Regions from separate parts of the Mus musculus genome. Here region 1 is linked to region 2. The links are chromatin contacts, found by POLR2A ChIA-PET in ENCODE. All regions are on one chromosome and are shown on one strand. Each heading gives the region's core, a stretch centred on a gene start or an enhancer-like site at or near the end of the contact. The rest is flanking DNA. Distances are from core to core; before and after follow the strand shown.

Region 1 (7,375 bases), core at 686-3,185, 69 kb before region 2:
GTTAGCTACTGGGAAAGATTAGAGGATATTGGCAATTTCAAGCTCGTTTGGGCTACAGAGTAAGTTCAAGGCCAGTCAAGACAACTGTCATAAAAGGAAGGCTGAGCTGGTGAGTCGGCTCAGCAGGGAGAAGCACTTACTGACAAAGCACAGGACCTGAGCTAGCGCTCCAGCCCACCCAGAAGGAAAAGAGAACCAACTGCTACCAACTGTCCTCTGACCTGTGCACATACACTACGGTGTGCATGCACACACACAAATAAATAAATATGCAATCAAAGTTAATGCGGGCTGAGTATGACACAGTGGTAAAGCACTTGCCTTAGCACGCATGAGGCCCTGCGTTCAATCCCCCAGTCCTGCCTAAATAAATAAGACTGTCTCTACCCACGTGGGGAGAGAGAGAGTCCCTACCCTCCTGGCCTTGCAGAATGGAGAACCAGCCCTTTGCAGCTGATGGTTCTGCCAAGACAGAAATAGTAACTGACTTCATCTAATGCTATTGTCAAAAATTCTTCAAAAGTCCTTTCACATCTATAAGCCCAACGATCCACCTCTAGGGAGAAACAGATAGTGGCAGTCCTTCCTTCGTGCTTTAGGAGATGAGAGGCCCCTGCCCCATCCTAGATAGATTCCAAGCAAGAAACACACAGTGGGACAGGAGGGCATAGGAAGGGAGGCCTGGGGAGACTTTTTTTGTTTTTGGTTTTGGTTTTTTGGTTTTTTGAGACAGGGTTTCTCTGTGTAGTCCTGGCTGTACTGGAACTCACTCTGTAGACCATGCTGGCCTCGAACTCAGAAAACCGCCTGCTTCTGTCTCCCAAGTGCTGGGATTAAAGGTGTGCGCCACCACCACCTGGCTCTGGGGAGGCTTTTGAAGGAAGCACCCCCTAGCTAAACTTTATGATGAGCTGGACAAGTGCGGGGCAGTGGACTGGAAACACCAAAGAGCAGCATTGGCCGACCTGTACTCCAAGCCTCCTCTGCCCCAGTTTCCAAAAGGGACAACCTTCCATTCTCTGGTCCAACAACTTACACTACTTTACAAGCTACTAATCTTAGGAGGCCTCCCACACATCTTTTTTTAATGATATGGCCTTAGGAGGGTTAAACACACACACACACACACACACACACACACGTTAAGTTTAAATGCCAACTACTAAGCTTACTTCCATCAGGATTCATGCCAAGTCCTTTACACAAATAATCTCAGTTGTGCAACCAGCAATTTTTCCTCAGCTTTGCTCCAGGAAAACTAAAATTCAAAGTTGAAAGTTTGCCGAAGGTCATCCAATTACTAAAGGGATAGGATTTCAACAGAATTCCACCCGGCCTAACCGACCATTCTGTTAACCACTGCCAGGGTGAGCTGAGAAGGGCAGGACTAGGCTTGCTGAGTCCCTTGGCTTTTCTGAGGACCAGAGGCTCCCCCAGGAATCCAAACCTCTGCAAAAATGAAGGATGGGCCTAGTCACACTTGCAAATGAGGAGCGAGAATCCAAAACAAAAGAATTAGAATGAACCTTGAAGGGCCTCCAGCTACAAAGGGAAGCAGAACCTTGAGAACCTGTTGTGGAACAGAAAGACCCTCAGTCGACTGGGGGCGGGGCACGGGGGGCGGGGCTGGGAGCGCCCCGCAAGCTCTAGCCAGCCCTGCGGGACCCCCGAAGGGGGCGGGCCGAGGGAGGGCGGGCCGCAGGGTGGGCGGGGCATCGCTGTTAGGTCACCTTCCCAATCCCCCTCCATACTCTGGCTCCAGCAGGGCTGATCCGGGATCTCGATGCTGTAATCCAGCTCGGCCGAGGCCATGGTGAAGGTGCGGGTCTTCAGCACAGGCCTCCCGCCGGAACTCCCGCAGTTTCACCTCGGCGGGGCCGGGACGCCGCCGGGCCACGCCCCTCCCCGCCCACGCCCAGCGCTGTCCAATCCCCGAGCCGCACTCTGTGACCTCCCTGCCTAGCAACCAGGGAGTCGCTTCGCGCCTCGGGCGGCACCCACTAGCCCGGCCCTAGCAACCGCGCCCCGCCCCTACTGTCTTTGGGCCCCAGCAATTGGCTGACTCTCTTGATCTTGGATCAAGTATTGGTCAGTGGGGCAGCGCTCTCGGAGCGACCGCACCCTCCTGTGAAGGTAAGAGTCGGTGGGAGAGTTGAATGAAGTATTACGGGTCTGCAGAGGGCATCTCAGAACTTTGTCTTCTGGTACTTGGTAGAAAACTTGAACTTGCACCTCTAACTACATCTACCTCCATCGCCAGCAGCAGTTCCCAGGCTGGAGGCAGAAAAAACGAACAAAACAGTGTTAGGCGGCGCGTGCCAACGGGTCCTTCTAAACCTGTGGGTTGAGACTGGTTGCCTGACTGGAAAGGGGTCTTCGGGTAATAAGACATGGCCTTTCATGTGTGAGTCCAAGTAGTTTAGACGAGTACAGGAGTACAGCTTTCTTACATTTAGTAAATATTTTCTGAGCTGGGCATAATGGCGCATGCATTTAATTCCAGCTGTGAGGAGTTGAACTCTGTGAGTTTGAGACCATCCTGATCTATCTCCAGGACAGCCAGGGCTACACAGAGACACCCTGTCCAAAATAAATAAATAAACACATACATGCATACATACATAAACAGAAAAAGAAGCTATTTGGGTGATGGGAATGAGTGGGTATGGTGTGTAGGAGACAGAAACCAGGAGGAAAGTATTGAGGGCTGATGATTAATACGGTAAATAAAACCTCAAAGATGGCACTGGATTTACAAAGAAGTTGTTAGCAACCTTTGCAAGTGCCATTCCAGTGAACAAAAGAGTCAGTGGCTTGAGAGTGAGTGGGAGGTGACAGCATAGTGGTATGTCCCTGGAATCCCAGCCAGGAGTCTAAATGCTTCAAGCCATCCTCAGCTACATAACAAGTTCCAGGCTAGCCTATGCTACATGAGACTTGTCTTAAAAGAAAGAGGGGGGATGGAACACTTGCAAGGCAAGTTATTTTGTCATTCGCTGGCAACCGCTAGGAGGTACAGGCTTTTGTTCAGATGAGAGAGATCCAGCAAAGAGATAAAAGATAAAATCACAGGGGAATTGGGTATGTGAAAGCATATGGCCCCCAACCGTGGGGACTCTCACTTTACACTGCTGAGGAGTAACTGGGGAGATGGCTGAGCTAGTGTGAGGAACCAACTTAGACCCCCAGGACACACATAAAGGCTTCGGGGGCGGGGGGGGGGGGCTGGAGAGATTACTCAGTGGTTAAGAGCACTGACTGCTCTTTTGAAGGTCCTGAATTCAAATCCCAGCAACCACATGGTGGCTCACAACCATCTGTAATGAGATCTGATGCCCTCTTCTGAGGTGTCTGAAGACAGCTACAGTGCGCTTAGATATGATAAATAAATAAATCTTTTTTTAAAAAGCTGCGGGGGGGGTGTGGGGGGGCACACAGCTTTCCCAGAACCGAGGAGGCAGAATCAGGCATATCCCAGAGACTTGCTGGCCAGTCACTTTGGCCAAATCAGCAAGATCCAGATTCAGTGGAAAATCCCTCAAAAAAAAAAAAAAAAATGACAAGTGATGGTGAGATGGCTCAGTGACTAAAGGTGCTTGCTGAGCAAGCCTGGTGACCTGCACTCCCTCTGTGAAGTCACAGAAAGGAGGGAGGACAAAGCCAACTCCACACCATTAACCTTTGACCCTCGGCGCTTGTCCTGTGCCATACATATACCCTCTCTCACAAATACATCATCCACACAGTAACAACAGTGATGCTTTTTACAGATTTATTTATTTCATGTATGTGAGTACGCTGTCACTCTCTTCAGACACACCAGAAGAGGGCACCAGATCCCATTACAGATGGTTGTGAGCCACCATGTGGTTGCTGGGAGTTGAACTCAGGACCTCTGGAAGAGCAGTCAGTGCTCTTAACTGCTGAACCATCTCTCCATCCCCATAACCATAAATAATATTTTTTTAAAAGAGTAAAAAGGTGGAGAGAGATAAAGATACCCAGTGTGGTGGGGTCTGGATGTCAAACTCTCAGCTCCTCCCAGCACCATGCCTCACTGTATACCACCATGTTCCCGCCATGCTGATAATGAACTAGACCTCTGAAAGTGCAAGCCAGCCCCAATTAAATTATTTCCTTTATAAAAGTTGCCATGGTTATGGTGTCTCCTCACAGCAATAGAACATTGACTAAGACAGAAATTGGTACCAAGAGGCAGAGTCTTGCTGGGTGAGACCTGACTGTGCTGCTTATGGGTGCAGTGTGAACTTTGGGACTTTGGATTAGGAAAACAGTTGAATATTTTAAGCTACCCTTAATGGACCACACTAGTAGGAGTTTGGAAGACTGGTGCTGAGAGCAATGAAGATCATGCTGGCCAAATTCAAGAGGTTTCAGAGGAGAATATTATGTGTGGCCTAGAGATCATTCTTGTGATGTTTTGGCAGAGAATGTAGCTGCTTTCTGCCCTTGTCCGCCCCCCCCCAAAAAAAAATTGCCTAAGGCTAAACTGAAGAGTTTTGGATTAATGGCATTGGCTGAGGAGATTTCAAGGCAGCCTCGTGTCACACTATATCTATAATGAAAGGGAGCAAACTGAGCAAGAAAAATACAGAATAGGGCTGGAGAGATGGCTCAGCGGGTTAAGAGCACTGACAGCTCTTTCAGAGGTCATGAGTTCAAATCCCAGCAACCACATGGTGGCTCACAACCATCCATAATGAGATCTGATGCCCTCTTCTGGGGTGTCTGAAGACAGCTACAGCGAGCAATTGGGACTGGAGCGAGAAGAAAAAGTGTCTGAAGACTTCTACAGTGTACTTACATATAATCAATTAATAAATCTTTGAAATAAATTAGAATTTTTTTTTTTTTTTGGTTTTTCAAGACAGGGTTTCTCTGTGTAGCCCTGGCTGTCCTGGAACTCACTTTGTAGACCAGGCTGGCCTCGAACTCAGAAATCCGCCTGCCTCTGCCTCCTCAGTGCTGGGATTAAAGGCGTGAGCCACCACGCCCGGCTTAAATTAGAAATTTTTTTTAAAAGGAAAAGAAAAATACAAAATGTCCAACTGGAGAAGGAAAGGAGCACCAGGCAGTGTAATGGAGCTAACTAAGTCCAATGCTCAAGGAGATTTTTAAAGATTAAAGAAAAACTGGATGCTTATCAGACTAAAGGGAGTGGCGACTTCAGGAAAGACTTCACCCAGCGAAGCTTCCAACTCGTGACAACGAATCTCAGGGGAGGTTAAGCAGTGAAGGAAACCATCAAAACCAGAAAGCTGATGGACGCTGATGGACGAGGGGCCCGTGTGAAGCGGAAACCTAAGGCTCTTTGGAAAGTCCGTTGTGTGGGATGGTGGTTTGCTGGGGCAGACACCTGAACAAGTGTTTCACTAAAGCAGACACGGGTGAAAGGACGTCCTGCTAAAGCATGAGAGAGGACGAATGATGAAGGATTCTTCGCCAACAACACTCATGTGTCGCTCCTTACATTGCGTAGTTGAACTCCATTTGTTGAGGCTCCATAGAGAGAAATGCACCAAGAAACTTCTGGTGGTGTGCTGGCTGCTTCTTGCGTCCATGGACTCAGGCTGATTGGCAGAGTGATGTCAGCTGACACAGACTGGAGTTTTGCTACGATAGACTCACATGCTGAGGCGAGACATAAGGTTGAGGATGCATGATGTTTGGAGGGAGTATAAGTAGGACTCAGGAGACTGTGAGAGGGGCCTGCTTGTGGAGCTAGCTCTAGAACACTTCTTGGTCTCGTCTCTTCACTGATCTTCGATTCATTGAGAGAGGCACAGCCAAGAACTCCTGGTACCCCTGATGGCCCTAATCCCTCCTGCTACCTCATGCTGATTCAGCTCAGGCCTGGCTGTTCCTGCTAGGTCACTCCATCAATGCTGCTATCCTGACACTACTGAACTGGACTGCTGGTTTATCCATGAAGTGTTTGCAAGTGGATCGAGCTGCCACTGTGAAGATCTCCTGACTACACAGATGGGATTTGCTCCAAAGAATCATTTCTAAATGGGTCCACTTCCCCCATATCCTAGTAACTTTTCTTTTCCACTACCTCTGGTGGGTGGTGGGCAAGAGGAGCAGTTGAATGTTTATTAAAAGTAGGATGCAAAAAAATTATGCCTACACTAGTGTTCTAGCCCTAGACAGCAGCAGAACTTGGCAGCTTCAGGAATGTGATTTCGACTTTAAAATCCAGGATACAAGAAAGGGCTTGTGGAGTCTCTCTCTGTGGGTAAAGAAAGTCAGGTGTGTATCGGGGTAGTCCCTACGTGGAGGCCCAGAGAGACCATCACGTGAAGCTATGACAGCAAAGCCTGGATTTTGTTGGGAGACCCAAGATGTTGGAGATGCCAGAGTCGTCGGATACCCACCAAGGAGAACTGCCAACAGCGTAGAACCAGCTCAAGAGAGAGAAGTGTGTTGCTGTCAGCAAAGCTGAAAGAGGTTGAGGATCTGAAGAGTGTGTAGCCATCAGACGTGGAGAGGCAGAGTTTGGAGTTTCTCCAGCTGGGGTTCGGTCTTGCTTTGGTCCAGTATTCCTCACTGTGTTTCCTTCCCTCCCTTTTAGGATGTTAATGCATATCCTGTCCCATTGTATGTTGGAAGTATGTGATCTGCCTTTTGATTTTGATTTTATAGGAGTTATAGTTAAGAGCTTGCCTTGAGTATCAGAAGAGACTTTGAACTTTGGACTTTTAAACAGTGTTGAGACTGTGATAGACTATGGGAACTTTTGAAGTTGGACTGATTGCATTTTTGCTTTATGATATGGCTACAAGCCTATGGGGGCAGGAAGTGGGATGTGGTGGCTTGAGTAAGAATGGCCCCTAGAGGCTCATAGATTTGAATGTTTGGTCACCAGAGAGTGGCACTATTTTTTTTTTTTTTTTTGCTTTGGTTTTTGTTTTGTTTTGAGACAGGTTTTCTCTATGTAGCCCTGACTATCCTGGAACTCACGTTGTAACCCAGGCTGGCCTCAAATTCACAGAGATCTACCTGCCTCTGCCTCCTGAGGGCTGGGATTAAGGGTGTGGGTCACCACATCGTAGTTCCTGAGAGTGAGGAATCAAGTCTCGGAGGAGAAGGCCTTGTTTGATTCTGCTCTGTGAAGCCCCCGGGAACAGGAGCAGATGACCTTATCTGTAAGGGGACTTGGGGGTGTGAGGCAGGCAGATAACCCACGGCTTGGAGCTTTCTTGCTTTTATGGATGTATTTTATTCAGAATTTTGGGAAAGGAATTGGCAAGGGCAGGGGGACTGTCTGGGAAATCTTATTTAATAACAAGACATATTGAGTTCTTTTGTGTGTTTGGTTTTTATTTATTCGTTTGGCTTGGTTTGGTTTTTC
Region 2 (7,451 bases), core at 2,263-4,762:
TAGTGAGTCAGACACACCTGGATGCCAGGTAACTGTGGGGCAGAGCCTAGAAGAAATGTTAACAGAGTGGGCTGGTTCTCTGTTTCTGTCTCTCTCTCCCTCTCTCCCTCCCTCCTGCCTGCCTCCCTCTCTTCCTCTCTCTTCCTCTCTCTCTCTCTCTCTTTCTTTCTTTCATTTTTTTCTTTTTAAAAAATTTTGAGACTGGGTCTAGCTATGTAACCCTGGCTGGCCTGGAACTCACTCTATTGACCAGGCTGGCTTTACTCTGCTGCCTGTCTCTCTGCCTTTGCTACCATGCCCTCACAAATACACACTCTTGAAAACTATTTATATTTGTTTATTTTGTGTGTGTTGGGATTCAGACCCAGGACAAATGGCTGAGGTGCATATTTTACACACCAAAGTAGACCTGGCCTCCATGTGACCCCAGCATTCCTTAGTCCCTACCTGGCAAATCTCTCCCCCCAACCCTAAACTTCCTCTCACCAAGAGGTTCTTCAATCTATCACCCAGACATCGTGGTTCCCGCTCTCTCTCTCTCTCCCTCTCTCTCTGCATTTTTTCTCTCTTCCTAAGTGCATGTTCTTTCTCTTTCTCTAACCTCCTCCCTCTGTCTCTCTCCCCTTGGCAACTTCCCTGGTCTCCTTTCTTGGGACCAGTGAGAGCAGCTTTAATTTGGCTTGAGTAGGTTTATTACATTGGCAAAGATTACCTATCAGTATATATGAGTGTTTTATACTGTGCATCCCATGCAAGATGGTGCCATCAGAGGTCAGAAGAGGGCATACCTGATCCTCTGGATCGGATTTACAAATGATTGTAGGTAGCTGGATGGGTGATGGGAATGGAACTAAGTCCTCTGCAAGAGTAACTAGTGTCTTTAACTGCAAAGCCCTCTCTCCAACCCCAATAAATGTATTTTTAAAAAGAAAGGAGTTGGGCAGTGGTACACACCTTTAATCCCAGGATCAGGAGGCAGAGGCAGGCAGATCGCTGAGTTCCAGGCCAGCCTGGTCTACAGAGTGAGCACCAGGACAGCCAGGGCTACACAGAGAAACCTGAGAGGGGAAGGGGAAGGAGGAGGGGGAGGAGGGGCAGATACTTAGTAGATAAAGGTACTTGCCGCCCAGCCTGAAGACTTGATCTTGATCCCTGGCACCTGCACACTAGAAGGAGAGAACTGACTATTGAGAGTTTCCCTCTGATCTTCATAGGAGCACACCCACATGCACACACAAATAAATAAAGAAATATAAAATAAAGGAGGCTGGAGAGAAGGCTCAGCTGATAAGGGTATTTGCTGCTTTCCTGAGACCCGTGTTGTCTGCTCCATAACAAGACCCTGTCTTAAGGCCAGGTTTAAATTTTTTTTAAGATTTATTTATTTCATGTATATGAGTACGCTGTCTTCATGCACAACAGAAGAGAGCATTGGACCCCATTACAGATGGTTGTGAGCCATCATGTGGTTGCTGGGAATTGAACTCAGGAGCTCTGGAAGATCAGGTTCTATAACAGACTCAGCACAGCCAGAGCTACATAGTAAGACCCTGCCTCAAAAAACAAAACAAAGAAAACAGGTCACTCTGCTACACTGTGAGTTAGAGGCCAGTCTAAGATGTTCATGGACAAGAAGTTGTTTTCTTTTATATTTTAACTTTACCATCATCGTCATCGGCATGAGGTTAAAGGGATGACAGCCTTCAGGGGTTAGCTCTCTCTTTCCATCCTGTGTGTTCCAGGCTCAAGCACAGCAGCAAGGGCTTTTACCCTCTGAGCCATCTCAATACCCTGTCCTTCCTTCCACTGTTGCTATTCTTGGTTGTTGTTTTTTTTAAGATTTATTTATTTATTATATGTAAGTACACTGTAGTTGTCTTCAGACACTCCAGAAGAGGGCATCAGATTTCATTAGATTTGAACTCGGGACCTTCGGAAGAGTAGTCAGCGCTCTTAACCACTGACCTATCTCGCCAGCCCTAACAAAGAGTATTTGTTTTGGTTTGGGTTTTTTGTTTTGTTTTGTTTTTCGAGACAGGGTTTCTCTGTATAGCCCTGGCTGTCCTGGAACTCACTTTGTAGACCAGGCTGGCCTCGAACTCAGAAATCTGCCTGCCTCTGCCTCCCGAGTGCTGGGATTAAAGGCATGTGCCACCAAGCCTGGCACTATTCTTGTTTTTAATGTAACTACATTTAACTTGTTTATTTAGTATGTGTGTGTGTGTATGTGGTGCATGCCATGGCACATTTGTGGAGGCTTTGGGGAGTTCATTCTCCTACCATGTAGGTCCAGAAGATCAAACTCAGGTCTTCAGGCTTGTCAAGGTTGGATAGACCAAGGGCTAGACACCATTTACACTATACATATCCTCCGCGGGGCGGTGGGGGTTCTTGGTCTGCATAGGTCTGCATACTGGGGCAGTAATGATGTGGTTCAGTGTAAGAACGTTCCCCTAGAAGCCGGACAGTAGTGGCACATGCACAAAGTCCTGGAGTTAATACCTAGTACTACGAAACAAAAAGACATTATAAATAATGACAAAAATCAGGTATGGTGATTCATGCTAATTCCAGCATTTAGGCATTGTAGGCTGCTTTTCATTGCCAGCATCTTTTTTTGTTTGTTTGTTTGTTTGTTTGAGACAGTTTCACACAGCCCACTCTGGCCTCAAACATGCTGCTTAGCTAAGGTTGGCTTTGAAATTATTCTCTTTTCTTCATCTACAGGGAGCTAGGATTATAGGCATGATCTACCATACCCCGCTTCTCTTGTGTTCTGTTTTGTTTTGTTTTTCTAGAAAGGGTTTCCCTGTGTAATCTTGGCTATTCTGGAACTCAGGCTGTAGACCAGACTGACTTCGAAGTCAAATTTGCCTCTCTCTAGTGGTAGGATTAAAGGCTCGAGTCACCACCGTATGACTTCCCCCGTGTTCCTAATAGGAAAAAAAAAAAAAAAAAAGTTTCACGGACAGGAACCATTCGTCTTGTTTATTCCACTATCCCAATCTAGCACTATGTCTAGCACTAGCATGTGACTATTTTTAATTGGTGTCTTCGAAATATTGTATACATTTCAAAGAGAAAGCAATCATCAAGAAACCAGGATTTGAACCCCTGTCTGTAGAATCACAAGGCCCTCACTGAAACATTATACATAAGTTTCCTAGTCTTACATAAAGGCAGAAGTTCGACCTGGTAGCGGGAGGGTAAGGCCAGAAGCCATAAAACCTTCCCATCAGCTGGGCGTGGTGGCGCACGCCTTTAATCCCAGCACTCGGGAGGCAGAGGCAAGCGGATTTCTGAGTTCGAGGCCAGCCTGGTTTACAGAGTGAGTTCCAGGACAGCAAGAGCTAGAAAAACAAAACAAAACAAACAAACGAAAAAACCAAACAACCAACCAACCAACCAAAAACCCTTCCCATCAGTCTCAGAGCTCGGGAGCCCGGCCACGCGCCGGAAGTCGGAGACCAAGACTACATATCCCACATTGCTCTGCGGTGCGTCGCACTGGTGACGTTGTAGGGAGGCTGGCGCGCGGGATTTAAACTGCAGCGGTTTAGGCGTTGTTAACACAGCGCAGTATTAGCAGAGTCGTGGTTTCCAAGCTTCTTTCATTTGTGTTGCCTGTTGTTGTTCCTGAGTCCATGGAGTCGCTTCACGCACGCCTGTTTCCTGGTCTCTCCATCAACATTCAACGCAGCAATGGTGAGGGCAGGGTCTTGAGGCCAAGGGGACGACCCAAGAGCGGTGAGACTGCCAAGATGGTTATCTGAATCTCCGTGTGGCAAAGCTTTGGGATACTTTCCCTTATTCCACACTGAGGGGGTCCATGTCACTACACTGGCAGTCGGTGTCCCCTACACAGGAGGAAAACGCTACTTTGGTTGTGGGTCCCTTGCCTGCTTTCTGAGTGTGGGCGGAGCACGTCTGCGGTTATTGGTGCGCCTAGCTAGGTTATAGCGATTGGATGCATTTCCTCTGAACCTGTTTTGCTTTGTTGGACCCGCGGCTTCCTCGGCCTCCTGAGTGCTGGGATTAAAGGTCATGCACTACCACGCCCGGCTTTTTTTTTTTTTTTTTTTTTTTTTTGGCGTTTGTTTTGGTTTTTCAAGGAAGGGTTTCTCTGTGTAGTCCTGGAACTCCTGTAGACCAGGCCTCGAACTCACAAATCCCCTGCCTCTGCCTCCCAAGGGCTGGGATTAAAGGCGTTGCACCACCACTGCCCGGCTCAACCATCTGTCTTTATTAAGCAATTTCTACAGGTCTAATAACGGGTCATTCATGGACTAGCCAACCACTGCCAAAAATGGACCAGGGAACTCCAGCGGTCCAGCTCTTTACTGATGTGTTCAGGAATAGCTCCTCCAAGGAATGTAGTAACTTACTTGCTCAAATGAATCTTCATTCTGTTGGAGCGGTGATGCAATTTTATCCTATGGAGCTGGGGTTTAAGGCCCATTCCCTGTTCACTTCCACTGTGGAATGGTCTAAGGGTGAACCCCACTAGAATTACTAACTAGCATTTGTGTTTTGTTTTATTTTTTGAGACAGTTTCTCTGTAACAGGGCCTTGGACCTGGACTTGCTTTGTAGATCAGGCTGACCTCGAACTCACAGAGATCCACCTACTGTACTTTGCAAGTGCTAGGATTAAAGGCATGCACCATCACAGGCCTAGTTCTTTGGTGTTTTGTTTGTTTGTTGCTTTTTAAATTTATTATTTTATTTTATGTTCATTGGTGTTTTGTGAAATCCTCTGGAAGTGGAATTACACTTTGACAACAGGGTTTCTCTGTGTAGCCCTGTCTGTCCTGGAACTCACGTTGTAGACCAGGCTGTCCTCACTCACAGAACTCCTCAGGCCTCTATCCCTGATGTATTGGGATTAAAGGCAAGGGCCACCACTGCCTGGCTGTTTGTATTTTTTAAAAGAGAATTAAATTTTCCCTTCCGGAGCCGGGCATGGTGGCTCATGCCTTTAATCCCAGCACTCGGGAGGCAGAGGCAGGCGGATTTCTGAGTTCGAGGCCAGCCTGGTCTACAAAGTAAGTTTCAGGACAGCCAGGGCTATACAGAGAAACCCTGTCTTGAAAAACAAAACAAAGCCGGGCGTGGTGGCGCACGCCTTTAATCTCAGCACTCGGGAGGCAGAGGCAGGCGGATTTCTGAGTTCGAGGCCAGCCTGGTCTACAAAGTGAGCTCCAGGACAGCCAGGGCTACACAGAGAAACCCTGTCTCGAAAAAACAAACAAACAAACAAACAAAAAAAAACAAAAACAAAACAAAACAAATTTCCCTTCCGAGGTAAATGTAAATTTGAAGTCTTTAGGATCCTAAAAGCAAAGTGGAGAATAAAAACTTAAGTTTGGCCAGGCAGTGGTGGCGCAGTCAAAAAAAAAAAAAGAACACCTTAAAAAAAACTTAAGTTCTTAGGAGACACATGGATAACTTCTGACCTTCTCATACATAGGCTTAATTCACCCCGCCAATATAAGCACAGTGAACGTGGAGAAATCCTGTGTTTCGGTGGAATGGATCGAAGGAGGTACCACAAAAGGCAAAGAGGTAGGTCCTCTGAGGATGCTTGTGTGGCATCTCCCATGATCCTGTGCAGAGCATCTGTGTGAACCGGTGACAGCCCAGCCTAATGCTGTGCTATCCTCTCCAGTCTTAAGAAATGGTGCTCCCTGGAGACATTGGGATTCCTTTTAGTCAGATGTTCTAAATTGAAGCAATTAGCCATTTCTGGTTTGTCTATGGAGAGCAAATTGCATCGAACCCTAACCAAGGCTCTGCCCACTCACCTAAGCTTGAGTCCTGAGTACACAGTACCAGTGTCAGTTTGGGTAACAAAATCTGCAACCCAGGAAAGGAAATGAAGGTGTGGTTTTGACAAGCCTTCAAGGCATAAAGCCGCTGTTAATGGATGGCACAGGTGAGCATCGTAAGAGCCGCTCCAGGTTGGGACTTGCAGGGATCGTGAGGGCTTAGCTGAAGCAGTACGGTGGCATGCCTCAGCCAGAGGGCAGAATGACAGCACTGGCCACAGGCAGAGCAGACTCAGCAGGCGATGGCAGCAGGAAAATGCCTGGAAAGGGATGGGAGGAAGGCATTGTGAAAATGTCTCTCTGATCTGTGCATATAAACCCTGGATTTCTCCTCTGTCTCTGCCTCTTTTTTACATGAGCTTAGTCACATTTCCACCTATAAAGTGAAGGTGACAATGTCTATCTCAGAATGTTGTGAGGATTTAACCACAAAGTCCTCCTGGACTGATTCCAAAATGATAGGTAGTGTGTGGAGGCCTGGGGGTGTAGGTGACTAAGGTGCAGTCTCTAGTGGTGTTTTAGAGGGTGACACAGCAGGCCTGTGGTGGTGCATACCCTTAATCTCAGTGCCCAGGAGCCAGAGGCAGGCAGAATTCTATGTTCTTGAGGCTAGTCAGGGCTACACAGTGAAAGCCTTGTCAAAAACAAACAAAAGAAAAGTATTTGTTTGTTTGTATGAGTGTTCTCTCTGCATGTACACCTTTCATGCCAGAAGAGGGCATCTGATCTCATTACAGATGGTTGTGAGGCACCATGTGGTTGCTAGGAATTTAACTCAGGACCTCTGGTAGAGCTGTCAGAGCTCTTAACTGCTGAGCCATCTCTCCAGCCCCAGGGAAATATATATATAATATATAAATTAAATACATATACATATTATATATTTTATATTTATATATATATATATATTTTTTTTTCTTTTGGTTTTTTGAGACAGGGTTTCTTTCTCTGTGTAGCCCTGGCTGTCCTGGAACTCACTTTGTAGACCAGGTTGGCCTCAAACTCAGAGATCCGCCTGCCTCTCTCCCAAGTGCTGGGATTAAAGGCGTGCACCACCATGCCCAGCTAAAATTTGTTAATCTTTTTTTTTTTTTTTTAAGATTTATTTATTTGTTATATGTAAGTACACTGTAGCTGTCTTCAGACACTCCAGAAAAGGGAGTCAGATCTCATTATGGGTGGTTGTGAGCCACTATGTGGTTGCTGGGATTTGAACTCCGGACCTTCGAAAGAGCAGTCGGGTGCTCTTACCCGCTGAGCCATCTCACCAGCCTGGGAAGTATATTCTTAAGCTTTATCAGTTTTAAATATAAACAAAAGTGGGCTCTATTTGGTGCCCTGTGTCATGTGTGGTGCTGCAGTGTGACTTCAGGCCCTCTCTCATGCAAAGGAAACACGGCTGCTGAGCTCCATCCCTCAGCCCAGGCTGCTCTTTCAAACCTGAGTAATGCTGGTAAAGTCTGAGTTGTTCCTAAAGAGGTACAGGACTCTGGTGATGTAAACCCAGAATTGTGACCTCATCGTGGGTGTGAGCAGGGACTAGGAAAGGCATCAACTGGAAGATGTGACTGGGAAGAAGTCTCTGGGCCCAGTAGAAAATGTAGGTAGACTTAGGGTTAGGTAG

The links. ChIA-PET counts read pairs that join two places held with the same protein, here RNA polymerase II (POLR2A).
Region 1: POLR2A ChIA-PET joins it to region 2 with 10 read pairs in embryonic stem cell. The contact joins the promoter of Tmem53 here to the promoter of Kif2c in region 2. POLR2A ChIA-PET finds 5 or more read pairs at or near these places in 3 of 5 experiments (Patski and embryonic stem cell).

What each region holds. Positions count from the first base shown.
Region 1 is chr4:117,246,511-117,253,885 of GRCm38, reverse strand. It overlaps Tmem53 (transmembrane protein 53), which reads right to left and starts at 1,935. Exons shown (of 3, transcript NM_026837.3): 1 at 1,752-1,935. The coding sequence starts at 1,812. Armh1 (armadillo-like helical domain containing 1) reads left to right here and starts at 1,969. Exons shown (of 13, transcript NM_001145637.1): 1 at 1,969-2,133.
Region 2 is chr4:117,178,685-117,186,135 of GRCm38, reverse strand. Kif2c (kinesin family member 2C) reads left to right here and starts at 3,512. Exons shown (of 20, transcript NM_134471.4): 1 at 3,512-3,705; 2 at 5,470-5,564. The coding sequence starts at 3,645.